Regions from separate parts of the Homo sapiens genome. Here region 2 is linked to region 1. The links are chromatin loops, found by intact Hi-C in ENCODE. Cell type or tissue: ovary. All regions are shown on one strand. Each heading gives the region's core, and the rest is flanking DNA. Links, peaks and the distances in the headings are about the cores only. Region 1 has its middle 44 kb from the start of UACA. Region 2 overlaps UACA (uveal autoantigen with coiled-coil domains and ankyrin repeats).

Evidence for each region. Peaks named below come from ENCODE experiments on the same cell type or tissue, not always from the same donor. Only the 100,000 strongest peaks of a DNase experiment are listed, where the experiment ranks them.
Region 2: a loop joins it to region 1, with 2.4 times the contacts of the local background. A loop is called at or near these places in 30 of 110 quality-filtered maps.

The regions. Positions count from the first base shown.
Region 1 is chr15:70,803,656-70,811,993 of GRCh38, reverse strand. No RefSeq gene overlaps it. Among named protein-coding and RNA genes, the nearest start is that of UACA, 44 kb to the right of the region's middle. In ovary, for the core only: no CTCF peak of the experiment used is centred there; DNase peaks (open chromatin) are centred at 4,543 and 4,783; H3K27ac peaks cover 560 bases.
Region 2 is chr15:70,747,675-70,756,012 of GRCh38, reverse strand. All of the region lies in intron 1 of UACA (uveal autoantigen with coiled-coil domains and ankyrin repeats), which reads left to right. Among named protein-coding and RNA genes, the nearest start is that of UACA, 12 kb to the left of the region's middle. In ovary, for the core only: no CTCF peak of the experiment used is centred there; a DNase peak (open chromatin) is centred at 3,665.

The sequences.
Region 1 (8,338 bases), core at 58-8,057:
GACCAACATCTCTACAAAAAATAATTTTAAAAAAATTAGCTGGGTGTGGTGGCATATACCTGTAGTCCCAGCTACTCTGAAGGCTGAGGTGGGAGGACTGCTTGAGCCTGGGAGGTCAAGGCTGCAGTGAGACGTGATTGTACCACTGCACTCCAGCCTGGGCAACAGAGTAACACCCTGTCTCAAAAAAAAAAAAAAAAAAAAAAAAAAAGTGAGAACATAGTGAGTTCACATGGCTCATGTCTCTCCTAGAAGGCTGAGCTGCTTGGTTGACATCTGCATGCTCACAGGATCTTGGAAAGGTAGGTCAGTACCAAGCATGAAACTATTTTATGTAAGGACAGTAAATGACCCCAATTTGGTTTTTCTACCAATAAATCATCTGCCTTATGCCAGGAGACATATTTCCAAGTCACCCTGTCCCCTAGCTTTTTTCATCCACAGGGGGACTTTTGGGAAACAACTGATTTGTGGAAACACAGATACATTTGGGTGTATATCAATTAATAAGACCTCTAAGAACAAGCTCCACTTAATAAAGCTGGCCTTGGGACCAGGGATGTTGGCCTTGGCACCGGGGAGGCTGGCCTTCTCCATGTGTTGGAGAGGAAGCACAGTGACATCCCATGACCGGCTTTTGATTGATTGGCTGAGATCTGGGCCCGGCTACATGAAGGACTATAAGCCTGGTGTTTAAAGAGCCCATAAACTCAGGCAATCAGGGCCCCCGCTCTGTGTTGGCTGTGTGTGGCCCCTGGGGTCCATGTGCAGGGGTCACAGACAGACAGATCATGCCAAAGAGGCAGGGGTTACCTACTTGGCCATCTGCTCCTGCAGCGTCTGAGCTGCCCGCAATACCAGTCACTTGACCCTGGGGGCAGAGGAAGATGAAGTGGCACACGGGGGTGGGATGGCCCGATGGTGTGAGCCACTTACCTTCTGACCGAGCCACTTACTTTCTGACTGCTCCCAGGAGATGAATTAGAAAGGTCTGGGCTTAATAACTATTTAGACATGAAGCATTGCTCAAGATACTTTCCACAATAATGTCTGTAGGTCTCATGCATAGGTAGCAATCCTGGGGCTAATCCCATCCTCTACCTTTTTGGACCCCAGGTCTGTACTGCTCAGTGCTGCTCAGGGATAAATTGTAAATTCACAGTCCTCAGTGCATCTGTACAATCCTTTGACCTGCCTCTAGGAAGCATCCTTTCCTGTCCCCACGATGGCTATTCCAGACCTTCCCCACTACTCCTTAATTTCCATCCTTACCTCAAGTCTCCTCTCAGCAGATGGCTTTGCCTCCTAGCTCCCAGCAAAAATTGAGACCATCCTGCCTGGCTGGGCGCGGTGCCTCACGCCTGTAATCCCAGCACTTTAGGAGGCTGAGGTGGGTGGATCACCTGAAGTCAGGGGTTCGAGACCAGCCTGACCAACATGGCAAAACACTGTCTCTACTAAAAATACAAAAATTAGCCAGGCATGGTGGCGTGCGCCTGTAGTCCCAGCTACTCAGGAGGCTGAGGCAGGAGAATTGCTTGAGCCCAGTGAGCCAAGATCGTGCCACTGCACTCCAGCCTGGGTGACAGAGTGAGACTCTGTCAAAAAGAAAGGAAGGAAGGAGAAAGAAAGAGAAAGAAAGAAAGAAAGAAAGAAAGAAAGAAAGAAAGAAAGAGAAAGAAAATTGAGACCATCTGGCATGAAATCCCTCTACTTCCAGCCTCCCTCCCACAAAAATATTTAGGTCTGCCAGCCCTCACATCCTCCCCACCAGTGTCAGAGAACTGGGTGCGCCATCTATATAGACACCAGAATCTCTTCCCCAGTGCCCTGGATTCCAGTGCCTTCACCCCTCACATATTTCCTCGGGGTCTTTGCTCTACCAGCTTTCATCTCCCTCTCTCTCTCTCTCTCTCTCTGGCTCTTTCCATGTGCACACTCCTCCATCATAAAAAAAAAAACAAAAACAGAACAAAACGAAGGCCTCCCTTAAGCCTGTCTATGACCCATAGTACCACATTCTCCAGCCTGCTTCAGTTCCCTCAAACCCAACTGCTTAGCTCCAGATGTGGGGCAGCAGTAAAGACACAGGGAAATGGGGAAGGGGTAGAAATCTCTTCCCCTCTCCTTCCCACCTTTCCCCACTGGTAGTCTCTTACCACCGGTAGCAGTAGAACAATAAAAATAAACAAAGGGCTCAAGCGGTAGCACCACCATGCACGTGTGACAATGACCTTGTAGTCTCTGACATCCAAGCTGGCATCAGATGTGTCTGCAGGCTGCTGAGGCTGTGGGCAGCAAGAGCCTCTGTCCTAGGTTTCCCCGGGCTTTACCTTCTGCCAAATCATGCCTTTAGCTTTCAATACCAAGGCCACAGTGAAAACAAGCAGGCAAGAAGCCTGTTCTTTCTAAGGATAAAATGGGGACAGGAGCAGCGGTGGAAATATCATTCAGGGATAGGAGGCAGATCTGCTCTGGGCTGAGGTCAGCGTGGGTGGCTCAGTGGGCCTATGCAGCCTTGGAGATGAAATGGGTTCCAGAGGAGACCTGGATTATTGTTCATGTCATTCCCCATCCCCACACTTGGAATCTAGTCTGGGAAATCTTTCAGACTGGCCTCAGCCACTGGCGTTTTGCCCCTCCCTCAGGCCTGAGTCCTGCAGTCCCTCTCTGCAGTTGCTGTTCCCAGGACACTGACCCAAAAGTCTCCTACGCTTCAATTTTCCTAATCATTACAACAAAAACACCCTTGCCAGCTCATCCTGTATGTCCAGCAATATGCTAAGTAACCCACGTACATCATCTCATTTAATTTGATCACCACTGACTCAATGGAGTACGTTTGATTATCTTCATCTCATGGAGGAGGAAACTAAGAGATGGAGAAGTCAGGTCTTCTTAGAGAACTTTACAGAGATAGTGAGCGATGGGACTACGATTCGAAGAGTGGCCTGTTTGACTCCATGCTCTCTTGATTCTACTGCCCAAATATTTGTAAGGCGTATGAGTTTGTTCTAACATACTCAAAAGCAAGAAATGTAACATTACGAATGTGGCAAACCCTCACTAGACAGGGCCAGCAAGATGGCCAGTATATGTTTTTTTTATTTTTTTATTTTTAGTAGAGAAGGGATTTTGTCATGTTGGCCAGGCTGGCCTCAAACTCCTGACCTCAAGTGATCCACCTGCCTCAGACTCTCAACGTGCTGAGATTACAGACATAAGCCACCTTGCCCGGCCCTCTATCATAACCCATTTCTCCTAAAAAAAAAAAAAAAAAAAGGCAGCACTCGCATGATAAAGCTTATGAAGTGTGAGAGGAAGAGGAAATGAGGCAGAGAAATAGTGAAAACCAGACAGGTGCAGTGGCTCACGCCTGTAATCCCAGCACTTTGGGAGACTGAGGCGGGTGGATCATTTGAAGTCAGGAGTTCAAGATCAGCCTGACCAACATGGTGAAACCCCGTCTCTACTAAAAATAAAAAAAATTAGCCGGGCGTGGTGGCATATGCGTGGTGGCACATGCCTTTAATCCCAGCTACTCGGGAGGCTGAGGCAGGAAAATCGCTTGAACCTGGGAGGCGGAGGTTGCAGCGAGCCAAGATCGTGCCATTGCACTCTAGCCTGGGCGACAGAGCAAGAGTCTGTCTCAAAAAAAAAAAAAAAAGAAAGAAAGAAAAGAAAAAAAGAAATAGTGAAAACCAACAAAGTGGGATAATAAAGCTGGCTGTGGCACCCCATGAAATAGAAAGAATCACCAAGCCACACTAGAGTCTCTGGGGAGGCCACATAAAGCCATTGCACCTCAGAGCAGTGTGTTAGGGAGAATCATCAAGAACCTATCTGTTACTTGGGTCTCTCACTGCTCAAAGTTCACACCATGGGGCATTAGCTGCCCCCTACTTTGGGTTGTGTACCTGGGCCAGCCTCAGCGGACCTAGGTAAGGTTGGACATGGAAGTGGGTGCTGGAGCTGTTTCAGCTCCTTCCCATCGCAGCAGGCATAATGAAGTTCATGCCAAAACCCAGCACTCACCCCCAGGGTGGCTGAGACAGCCTGCTGTGTTGGGAAGTGGGGTGTCGGTGGAAGCAGGGGCTCTCCCTTGTGCAAGTGGTCAGGAGAAGGCCTTGGGGGCAGGCAAGTGACCTTAGGCAGATCTGGCTCTCCATTTCTTTCAACAACAAGTCTAAATTCTTTATCACAGCATCCAAGACTCTCCCCAGGGTGGCTTCACCCTTTCTTTCCGACCTGGTCCTCTTTGCCTCCACACCACCTCATTTCAGTGCCACTGTTTGCCCAGGAAATTCCTACATATGAAGGAGAAAAAGGGACCTCTCTGAGTGGTCCCATCTCCGGAGGCTGTGGGTTTGGCTGGCAGAACAATGTTTTGGTATAAATTGGAAAAATTGTTCTTCCTGGTTTCAGCTCATGCCAGAGTGCACAGTGGATTTCAACATGCCCCTTGGCCACCCATGCGTGGAGGCCTTGCCAATCATACTAAATCCCAGGTGAGGAAACAGGCCAGAGAGGTGGAGGCTCTTGCCCAGGTCACACAATCGCTTAATGACAGACCCAGAGGGGCGACTCAGCTCCTGATTTGAACCAGGCTTCTTTGCCTCCAGCGGGGCAGCCTTGAGATCACCCCACCCCCATCCCACATAGAAACAGTTTTTGAAAATTGCCAGGTGTGTCTGGCATTGACCCTGTGTTCTGCCCTGTTCGGTGCCCATGACTATGAGAAAAGGCCTGCGTCCCAGCTTTCCCTTCCCCACCCGTGACCTGTAGAGAAGAGGCCCCTGGGCCTTTGCCAGTGACCTCATGGGGAACTGCTGCCTGCTGACTTCCTGTTTTTATATTCTTTCTCCTCTGCTTATTTTTTCTGCTTTGTTGTTCTTTGGTCATTTATGGTTCTCCTCCAGTAGCCCACTCTGCAAAAACTGAACTTAATTTTTTGTGATTATTTTAAATACATGTTTCGATAAAGAGACATTATACTTTTTTTTTCCTTTGAGGAATTGGAGTTGAATGTTATTTCTCCCCCCTCTTTATCTCCCTCCTCTTTCCCATGCTTCATTTCCAAAACTAGAATCTTTAGGTTTCATAGCTTAGAAGAAACAAACTCAAAAGCTGTGTCTGCAAGTACCATGTGAATTCCAGGATTCTCTCTCTAGTAGAGATCCCTCTTCTGCTGGATGCTGGAAAAGTCGAACAGGAAGAGGTCTCCTAGCCTTCCCACCGTTGATATCCTTAGCTATCAAATTTACAAGTCCCTGCTTGAAAACCGTGTGGACTCTCCATTTCTTTCAAGATGAAGCCCAAATACCTAAGGGTGAGGACCCGCCAAAGGGCTGCCCAATGAAGCCTTCCAACTTGGTTCACCATTATTCCATTTGTTTCTACACCCTCTCTTCCACCCCGTTTCCTCTATTCCAGCCACAGTGCAGTTCTCACCTTTCCCGAAACCACTGTGCTCCTTCATGTCTCTGTACTTCTGCACCTGCTCTTCCTCTGCCTGGAATCCTTTTCCCTTTCTTTGCTTCATGGACTCTTATTCATCCTTCAAGGCCTAATTCAAATGTCACCTTCTCAGGAATGCCTTAGCCAACACCTCCAAGCTGAGTTTACTACTCTTTCCTCTATGTTCCTTCTACACTTTGTCCTGAAGAGTAAATATAAATGTATTTGAGAGCCATTTTTATTATTCTAGTCTCCTCTTTCATTGGATTACTCATAGGTATTTATACTTACTTATAAGTGTTTCTGTCAGGTATAAATATCTTTCTTACCTATTCTGTGTATGCACATAAGTGTGCAAAGCCCTTGGGGGAAGGTGTGAACTGAAAGGTTGGCCATTCATATGTTGATTTCCCAGAGAGAGGTTGTAGATCATTTAATAAGAAACCAGAACCTGGGGCAGGTAGAAAAAGAAATGCTGTGTCTTCAGGGCCATGCTTGTCAAAACCACCGATGTCAGAATCACCTGGTGGGGCAACTTTTAAACAGTTCTGGTTCCTGGGCCTGGCCTTCAACCTTATGAACCCAGGTTCATAGGTTCCAGGAATCTGCATTTCTTTAAACCATCAAAAGATTCTCTTGTACCAGAGTTTGAAAACCACTGATCTGGGTGCTTTGGGAGCTAGAGTTCATATGCCACAAAACTGTGCTTGTCAAGACCATTAGTTGTCAAACTTCCTGAATGTCTACCTTAGTGACTGCTTTTCAAGCTTCATCTGAATGCTGTCTTGGTGGTGGTATCTGATGCACTTGAGCATTGCCTGATTTTGGAAACTCTTCACTCCCTCACCTTCTATGATACTGCTTGTTCTTGGTTCATACCTTAGCTTTTTAATCACTCATTTTCACAATCCCTATCTGGGTCCTCTTCCTCCTAATGCCTCTTCACTCTTGGGTCTTCACCTTGGCCCCATCCGTGATATTCCACACCAGACCTACAGCTTCCACTGCCACATGGAGATGCTGGTGGTGTTTAAACTATTTCCAGGCAGATGCTCTGCTTGGCCTCCCTCCTATACATACAGCTCCCTCCTGGAACTCTCCACTGGATGACCCCAGGCATCTCAAATCACACATTTCTAAAACTATTAATGTGTATCTCCCTCCAGTTTCCTATCTTTGTGGGAGACAACCTCTTGGACACTTAGATACCAGAGAGTTACCCCGCCCCTGCCTCTGACTAGCTGCATCACCTTGGACATGTTATTTATTTCTCTCTGCCTCCATTTCCTCACCTGAAATACAGACATATGGCAGTGCCTGGTTCATTGGGTTGTGAGGATTAAATGAATTCATGCTTATAAAGTGCTTAGAACAGTGCCTGGTTGCCGAGACCAGCTCGGCTGGGGAGACCCTAACCCAGCAGCGCTAGAGGAATTAAAGACACACACATAGAAATATAGAGGTGTAAAGTGGGAAATCAGGGGTCTCACAGCCTTCAGAGCTGAGAGCCTCAGCAGATATTTACCCATGTATTTATTAACAGCAAGCCAGACATTAGCATTGTTTCTATAGATATTCAATTAACTAAAAGTATCCCTTATGGGAAATGGGATTAACTAAAATTATCCCTTATGGGAAACGAAGGGATGGGCCGAAATAAAGGGGTGGGTCTGGCTAGTTATCTGCAGCAGGAACATGCCCTTAAGGCACAGATCTCTCAGGCTATTGTTTGTGGTTTAAGAACACCTTTAAGCGGTTTTCCGCCCTGGGTGGGCCAGGTGTTCCTTGCCCTCATTCCGGTAAACCCACAACCTTCCAGTGTGGGTGTTATGGCCATCATGAACATGTCACGGTGCTGCAGAGATTTTGCTTATGGCCAGTTTTGGGGCCAGTTTATGGCCAGGTTTTGGGGGCCTGTTCCCAACACCTGGTATGATGGAAGTGTTTAATAAGTCCAGGCTGTTAGGCCGGGTGCGGTGGCTCACGCCTGTAATCCCACCACTTTGGGCCGAGGCAGGTGGATCACTTGAGGTCAGGAGTTTGAGACCAGCCTGGCCAACAAGGCAAAACCCTACCTCTACTAAAAATACAAAAATTAGCTGGGCATGGGGGCAGATGCCTGTAATCTCAGCTACTCGGGAGGCTGAGGCATGAGAATCGCTTGAACCCAGGAGGTGGAGGTTGCAGTGAGCCAAGATCGCGCCACTGCACTCTAGCCTGGGCAACAGAGCAAGACTCCGTCTCAAAAAAAAATACAAAACAAATAAATAAATGCAGGCTGTTAATAATGATGATGATGACACTAAATATTTAGTAGTTGATGTTCATTTTTATCATCCTGGTCCCTTCTCCCTCATTGCCCACCCGCAAGGCAGCCACTAAATCTATTTTCTGTCTTTAGCGTCTCTCCTTCTCTGATACCTGCCACTGCTTCCCTACCACACCGGCTCCACCTTAGGCAGAATGTTCTCATTTCTTCCCTGTTCTTGTCTAGGGCTGGTCTCTCACCTAGACTCCTATCTCTTTTCTCACCTCTGAGGCTCCTTGGAGGCAAGAGCCATGCTTTACTCCTCTTAACCTCCTCCAGCACCAACTGAGTGTACATTAGGAATTTATTGAATAAACAGATGAAATAGAAAAAATAGATATAAGGATGGATGGACAAAATCATTGCATTATATGGAAATCTTCAAAAGCGTAAGATGTCTTATAAATCAGAGTGGTAGGCCAGGCACGGTGGCTCACGCCTATAGTCTCAGCACTTTGAGGAACTGAAGTGGGCGGATCACCTGAGGTCAGGAGTTTGAGACCAGCCTGGCCAACATGGTGAAACCCCGTCTCTACTGAAAATACAAAAATTAGCTGGCCGTGGTGGCAGGCA
Region 2 (8,338 bases), core at 57-8,056, 56 kb after region 1:
TATTATAGAAGTCGGTATAAATTGCTGTGGGGGCACATAGAGTGTAGAGTGAGCCCATAAAAAGGTTGAAAGGTAGAGTGTGAGCTTGGGCCAGAAAGACAATTTCAGTGGCTTTCCAAGCAAAAGAAGAGCAAATGCAGTGGTATGGAGCTGTGAAATTATACAGCTGAGGGAGCATCAGATTTGGAAACTAATTCTGGTTTTATGGTAGAGGATGGCACAGATGAGGCATAGACAAATCTTCAAATAAGAATTCTATTGAAAATAGGGAGTTAGAGGGCGTGCAGCTTGGGGATTGTGGTAAAGGAAGGTTTTCATTCATTCTTTTTTTTTTTTATTTTTGAGAATAAGTCTCCCTCTTGTCGCTCAGGCTGGAGTGCAGTGGCGCAATCTTGGCCCACTGCAACCTCTGCCTCTCGGGTTCAAGAGATTCTCTTGCCTCAGCCTCCCGAGTAGCTGGTACTACAGGCTCCTGTCACCATGCCTGGCTAAGTTTTGTGTTTTTAGTAGAGATGGGGTTTCACCATGTTTGCCAGGCTGGTCTTGTACTCCTGACCTCGGGCGATCCACCCACCTCGGCCTCCCTAATTGTTGAGATTATAGGCGTGAGCCACTGCCCCCGGCCTCATTCTTTTTTTTTTTTAAACCTTGAATTAAAATTTAAATTACTTGACAAGTTTAGATCACTGTTCAGAGAGAACTGACTAGTCATGAAAGTTTCATCTTCAGAAATTATCCTATTAGTGAGTTTATAAGTTCATCTTTCTGCTTCTCCCTTCCTCTCTAGAATTAGCTAATAGCCAGCAAAATTTTGATTTTATCAGCCCTGTTTAACTTATGTTTGTATCTTTGGTAAACTAGATCCAAGAATAATAGATTTGAACGTTATAACATGTATTGTTTCATCACTATCATATGGAAACTTTTACTGTCCTGTTACAGTTTTGCAAATGTTTGTCCTGCCACCTAAAGGATACAGCATATTATTGAAATTTCCACCTGCACGTGCTTATTTATGCAAAGGAAGTCAAATTGATTTCTGTGGGGAATTTGCCTAAAAATGGATGGTTGAAATGTGCTGCCTGAAATTATAAATGGAACAATAGGATATAATACTCATTGCCTTATTTTCCTTAATCATAATACAATTAAAAGCTTTATATAGCTTTTATATCATTAGAAAAGATAATGTCTCTTCCAGGCTTAAAAATGTAGCCCCAAAACACAAGAATAAATTGGATTGTTTGTAGTCACACAAACAGTTTTGTCTGTTGGCTTTGTTTTATTGTCAGAAATCCTAAATATTGTTGACATTGACTTATTTTCAAATGATACAGTCTCCAAGATGATATGCAGAAGATGAACTGATGTAGCTGAGTGACCAAAGGCACTGGCAAAGGATCGATGAGTTGTATTTTTATACAGATGCTCCTTGACTTATTATGGGGTTATGTCTTGGTAAACCCAGTTTAAGTTGAAAATATTGTAAGTCGAAATGCATTTAAGACACCTAACCTACACAACATCATAGCTTAGCCTAACCTTCTTTAAACATGCTCAGAACACTTAGCCTCCAGTTGGGCAAAATCATCTAACACAAAGCCTATTTTATAAGAAAGTATTGAATATCTCATGAATTCAATACCGAATACTCTATTGAAAGTGAAAAAACAGAATAGTTGTACGGGTACTCAAAGTACATACAGTTTCTGCTGAATGCATGTAGCTTTTGTACTGTTGTAAAGTCAAAAAATCCTAAGTCTAACCATCATAAGTTGGGGACTGTCTGTAATTGAATGGGACCTGGCCAGGTATCCTTGAGAGAGCGCAGGTGAATGTCTCAACCAGTTAGGATAAATGACTGTCCCACAAAAGTCATACATGTTCATTGTAGAAAACCAAATATAGGCTGGGCGTAGTGGCTCACGCCTGTAATCCCAACACTTTGGAAGGCCGAGGTGGGCGGATCACTTGAGGTCAGGAGTTCGAAACCAGCCTGGGCAACATGATGAAACCCTGTCTCCACTAAAAATACAAAAATTAGCCAGGCATGGTGGTGGGCACCTGTAGTCTCAGCTACTCGGGAGGCTGAGGCAGGACAATGGCGTGAACCTGGGAGGCGGAATTTGCATTGAGCCGAGATCGCGCCACTGCACTCCAGCCTGGGCGATGGAGCGAGGCTCTGTCTCAACAGCAACAAAAAAAATTATAAGTAATTTGAAATTATTTGAGCACATACAAATGTCCCAATTAGAAGTACTCAGTAAATGCTAGTGAGTTACTTAGAAAGAAACTGCTTGTGAGAAATCCATGTGCTGATAGCCAAGATTTATTGAGCATGTATTTCCCAGGCATTGTTCTAAGTGCTAGTAACTCAATCCTCACCGCAACCCTAAGAAGTAGGTACTATTGCCATCATTTCAGATGCAAGTTAAATAATTTACCTGCCCAAGACACTATAGCTAATAAGTGAAGAGTTAGGTAGCCTGGCTTTGGAACCCATGTCCTTACCATTGTGAACTGATGTTTCAAATTTAATGCTATGGGATTTACACCTTAAGCCATATATACAAAAAAATTGGAGAAGGGGAGAGAGGAGGCATTTTATGGGAAATTCCAAAACCAATCTGTGTTCCCTCCAGAGATATGTGGAATTGTTGCATTCCTGATATCCTTCCAATAATAGATTCTGTTATTTAAAACATTTTTAAATGTGATAGAAAAAAATAGTTTGGCTTAATCCATGTTTTTGATTTCCAGGGAGGGTGAACATATTTCTGTGCTTATTGGCTGCGTTCATTTCTTGTTTTAGGAATTGTTCATTTTCTTTGACCATTTTTTCTGCTGATGCCCTGTTCATGTTGATCTGTAAGAGCTTTATACGTCCTTATTTTTGCTACTTGGCCAGCCGTCGCTTTAGAGTAATGTCTGTCTCACTATAGCTGTGCTTCTGTTACCTTCCCTGATATTTAAAACAGTTTTTGTTTCATGTATTTAATTTTGTGATAATTGATACATTAAGGTTCTTGGCTATTTTATATTCATTGTAGAGTGTAACTTGTCGTATAAAAGCCTCTAATTTGTTGCATTATAACTTTTGTTTTGAATTCTACATTGTTAGATATTAATACTGTCACACTGCCCCTTCTGTCATTTTGCTTTGTATGCATGTATACTTACCCAGTATATTATACTGTCATCCTTGGTTTTATTTGGAGGGGTGTGTGTGTGTGTATCTACAACTGTGTACACTTTTGAGGAGATGATGCGTTTTTAATATTGACCATATTTATATATTGTCAAGGTTTTTTATATTACCTCTGTAGTAAGGTTTTCCCTTGCAGATGCACAAATCATTTTAAAAAAAAAATCTCATTGACTCTTGTTTAATTTTCTTCTTACCAGATTGTGACATTTTCTCTTTACTAGAGAGAGACATTCCAAGAGAGCTCTAGAGAGAGAGAGAGATAAGTGGTGGGGGGGAGGGGAGAGAGAACAAGAACACATATAATACATCATGCTTTCTACACTTTTAAAAAAGTAGGAGTGTTTAACTTTTCTTCCAGCATGCTGTTATTTCATATGGTTTTCGCATTAGCAGGGTGCCTACTTTGTGCAGATGTTGAGGTACTTTGAAAATGAGTCCCAGTGGGGAGGCCCTGTGGGTGTGGTTGTAGTAAAGCCAGTACACTCTGATCTTTTCAGCTGTGTATAAGAATAGCCCACAAACACTTCCTGATTTACACGTGAGAAGTTTTTTTTTTTTTTTTTTTTTGATGGAGTTTTGCTCTCGTTGCCCCAGGCTGGAGTGCAATGGCGTGATCTTGGCTCGCCGCAACCTCTGCCTCCCGGGTTCAAGCGATTCTCCTGCCTCAGCCTCCCGAGTAGCTGGGATTATGGGCACGCGCCACCACACCCAGCTAATTTTTTGCATTTTTAGTAGAGATAGGGTTTCTCCATGTTGGTCAGGCCTGTCGTGAACTCCTGACCTCAGGTGATCTGCCCGCCTCGGCCTCCCAAAGTGCTGGCTCCCACAGGCGTGAGCCACTGTGCCCGGCCATGTTAGAGGTTTTTAAATGACAAATCCTTTTTAAATGATTCTTCTCTTTGTTTTTTTTTAAAAATTAACATTTTATATTTTAAAAAAGCACTTTATGAAATATAAATAGCATTCATGGCCATGTATAAGTAGGTAAACAAGGAAAATGAAGTGTTTCTCAGTCTTAGAAAAGACAATTGTGGGCCAGAGAATGTCCATTCATAGCTCTTGAAATCATACCTGGAGCAGCATGAAGGTGCAGGTTAGCACATTGATGATACAGGGTCAAACTCTGCAGCCTGCACGTCTTGGGTGTGAGCCTTGCCACTCCTGGTAACCAGCTTTGTGACCTTAGGCAAGTTACTTAAATATGTTTGTTTCTTCATTTGGAAAATAGGATTAATCGTTATACTTATTTCATAGAGTAGTTGTGAGCATTAAATGATACAAGGCATATTAAGGGCTTGCATATTAATACGGTGCTTTATATAGGTAACTCAATACATGTTTATATTGCTAACTGAAAAGTCTTACCAGAGGTCATGCCATTGTTGTCCTTTATAACCAGATTGACAGCAATCTTCCTAATCTTTTCCTTTCCAATTAATAGGCTTTTATATAGCCTAGATCTTCAAAAGTCCACCTGCTTTAGCCCTTTTCCTGAGGGAGATAAGTGGTATCTCTATTTTTCAATTATGAAAAAAATTTATTGAGCACTTGGGCTAAGCACTGCAGGGTGAGAGGATGAGGAAGATAAGAAGAGGCTCATAGTTTTGTGGGGGAGCTCCATGAGCAGATAATATAAGGTAATAAGTGCTGTGATAGAGGACTGTACAAGGTACTGATCTAGTCTGGGGCAGAAGAGTGGGGAGTCATTGAGGGTTTTTTTTGTAGGATAAGCTGCTGCTGCTGCTGTCTTTTAAAAATTGAGATGAGATTGTCAAAACATAAAATAAGTCATATTAAAGTGAACGATTCAATGACATTTAATACATTCACATTGTTGTATAACCACCATCTCTACGTACTTCCAAAACATTTTCATCACTCTAGAAGAAAATTCTGTATCCATTAAGCAACTGCTTTCCACCTACTCTTCTCTAGCTCCTGAGACACCAATCTGCAGGGTGACCTTTTTTTTTGAGACCGGACCTTGCTCTGTCACTCAGACTAGAGTGCAGTGGCACAGTCTTGACTCACTGCAGCAAGTGCGTAGCTGGGACTACAGGCATACGCCACCATGCCTGACTAATTTTGTTTATTTTTTGTAGAGACAGGGGTCTCACTGTGTTGCCCAGGCTGGTCTCGAACGCCTGAGGGCTCAAGCGATCCTCCCATCTCAGCCTCTTGAAGTTTTGGGATTATAGGAGTGAGCCACCACACCTGGCCAGGGTGAGCTTCTTGAGATTTGAAAGAAGTGGATAGGAGTGATCTAGGAAAGGTTAAATTTCTTTCAGAGTTAACAACAAGAGCAAAGGCATAGAGAAGAGGAAATATCACGGAGCTCAGAGCTGGGGGAAGGGGAAATTGGATACTAGAAAAATAGCAAGGGAGGATCCTAGAACAATAGCAAGGGGATTGGGTGGGAAGTAGGAAGTAGAGGTTTGGGGGTAGATCTTGGAATAGCTTTAAAAATGGCCATTTTCAAGAGTTGTTGGGACTTCTTCCTGTGGTTCCAGAAGTGGGAAATTCCAAAATCAAACGTGTTTTAGATGGATTACTGTGGTAGCTCTGTTGAGGATGGATTTGAGAGGGTCTAGCCTGGAGACAGGTGGATTGGTTATGAAGCTGCTGAAATATTATAGGCAAGAATTAGTGAGGGCCTGCATCATTACAATGCTGGAAGGGATGGAGAGGAGGGCCCAAGTTGGAGAAACACAGGCCACCTGAAACCCTGAAGAAGTTGTGACTTACCAAAGTCACAGTCAACAGACACGTGGTCAGAAACCCAGCCTGCTAGCCCCTTGTGATTTCCAAATGTCCTGGGTTTGATGCACTGTTCAGTCCCTGATTGAATGGTAATTACGCTGTAAGAGGGAGAGAGAGAGCACTGTCCATATCTTCCTGTATGTTAGCAATTTAGTGTTTTTATTTTATTTTTTTTGAAGTGCACATATTTATATTCAGTTCGGGTGAATAGCTCAATGTTCTGATGATGATGTTTGATAAATACCCTTGAAAGTTTAACTTACTATGCTAATAATCTTTATAAGCACAGATTTTTAGCAGGTAGCTAATTTGTTTTCTCCAACTTTTTTTTTTTTTTTTTTTTTTTGAGACGGAGTCTTCCTCTGTCGCCCAGGCTGGAGTGCAGTGGTGCGATCTCTGCTCACTGCAAGCTCCGCCTCCTGGGTTCACGCCATTCTCCTGCCTCAGCCTCCTGAGTAGCTGGGACTACAGGTGCCCACCACTACGCCTGGCTAATTTTTTGTTTTTGTTTTTTTTTTTTGAGACGGAGTCTTGCTTATCGCCCAGGCCAGAGTGCGGTGGCGTGATCTCGGCTCATTGAAAACTCCACCTCCCGGGTTCACGTCATTCTCCTGCCTCAGCCTCCCAAGTAGCTGGGACTACAGGCGCCCGCCACCGCGCCCGGCTAATTTTTTGTATTTTTAGTAGAGACGGGGTTTCACCATATTAGCCAGGATGGTCTTGATCTCCTGACCTGGTGATCCGCCCACTTCGGCCTCCCAAAGTGCTGGGATTACAGGCATGAGCCACCGCGCCCGGCCCTGTTTTCTCCAACTTTTTGTTATGAAAAAATTGAAACATACATAACATTTGAAAGAATAGCACAATGAACTAGGATCCACCTGCATGCTACTTAGATCCGAAAGTTAACATTTTGGTGCATTCACTCTATATATGTATAATAAAAGCATAATAAATGCACACTCACTCATATCTTTCACTGAACCATTTGGAAGGAAGTTGTAGAATGATATTTTACCATTAAATACTATAGCATGTATCTACAATATGAGTGATATTTGAAACTAACTTTTAAAGTTAGTTTTAAGAGGAAACTTAAGGGTAATAGGACTTGTGAAGATGAAGCAGAGCTGGAAGAAATAATTTTTTTTACAAACTTCATTAATATTAATGCATTATCTTGATTTTTTGTCACATCCATGAAATACTGGTGCTATTAATAATTGGAATATTCTTTTAAATATCTCACTTATAAACACTTAAATATCAGTACATTTATTTAGAAAGGAAACTGTATGCAGGACAGTGTATGAAATCGGAGCCTAGTGTTCCTCTGAGCTACAGAGAGCATTTCTATGATGAGCATCTCTAGGGAATGAACAGGGAAAGGGAGGGGTAGAATGAACAGGGAAAGGGAGGGGTAGGGGCAGGTAGGAAGAGAATGTTGGTGTGCAGGCATGTGACTGCAGGCTGTATGCAAGGACCTGCACTCTATAAATTTGTCCTGTCATTAGGGTGAGCCAAGTACCGGAGCTTTGGAGCTGGCTTCTGTTGGGCTTTTATTCCTTTTTAATTTCTAACTTCATGCCCCAGGCTTCACTGCTGCATCTGTCCCTGCTGCAGACTGATGCAGAACACTCTGGAACTGTAGAAGGAACTGCCAGAAGACTGTGTCACCCATGTTTGTCCTTGTGCCAGCAGGAGGGTCACGTGCATAGTGGTGTATAGACTACACTTAGAGAGATGCTCAATTTCTGTATTCTGCTGCTAAGTAAATACTTTCCTGTTTGTGGGTTGAATTTTTTTTTGACTTTTCTTTACAGCTAAGAATTGAAATTTATTGAAGTTCTTAATTAAATATTAAGCCATTTAAATTGCCCCCATTTTCTTCTGTCACTCTTGAGGACCATTATCCAGCCCCCTTGCAGACTGCCCCACCTTGGGTCCAGTGTCAGCCTAGCTTGGTGTAGGTGTATACATACAGTACTATGCCAGGCACTAGGTTGCATAAAAAGCGTAAACAAAAAATTCAGCATATATTCGTGAATATTTGAGAATTATATGAATTAGAGAATTCATTTTCTCTAAACTGAATCACCTGGACTTGTATTTAAGAATATATTATTTCATTCAGATTTTTAAGATAGGATTAGTGTTTCTCTGGGACATAAATTATTCTATTTTATTTTTTTCTATATAAATAAAAAGAAATTTGATGCAATTTAAAAAATGTCATCTTTCATTTTAGTGTCAATACTATTTAAGTAGAGATATTCAATAGGCAGAAAGATCAAGGATGACAGGATGTCAGAAAATTTTGGTTTCAGTCCAGGCACTGCTACTGAAAAACTTTGGTCTAATCACTTTATC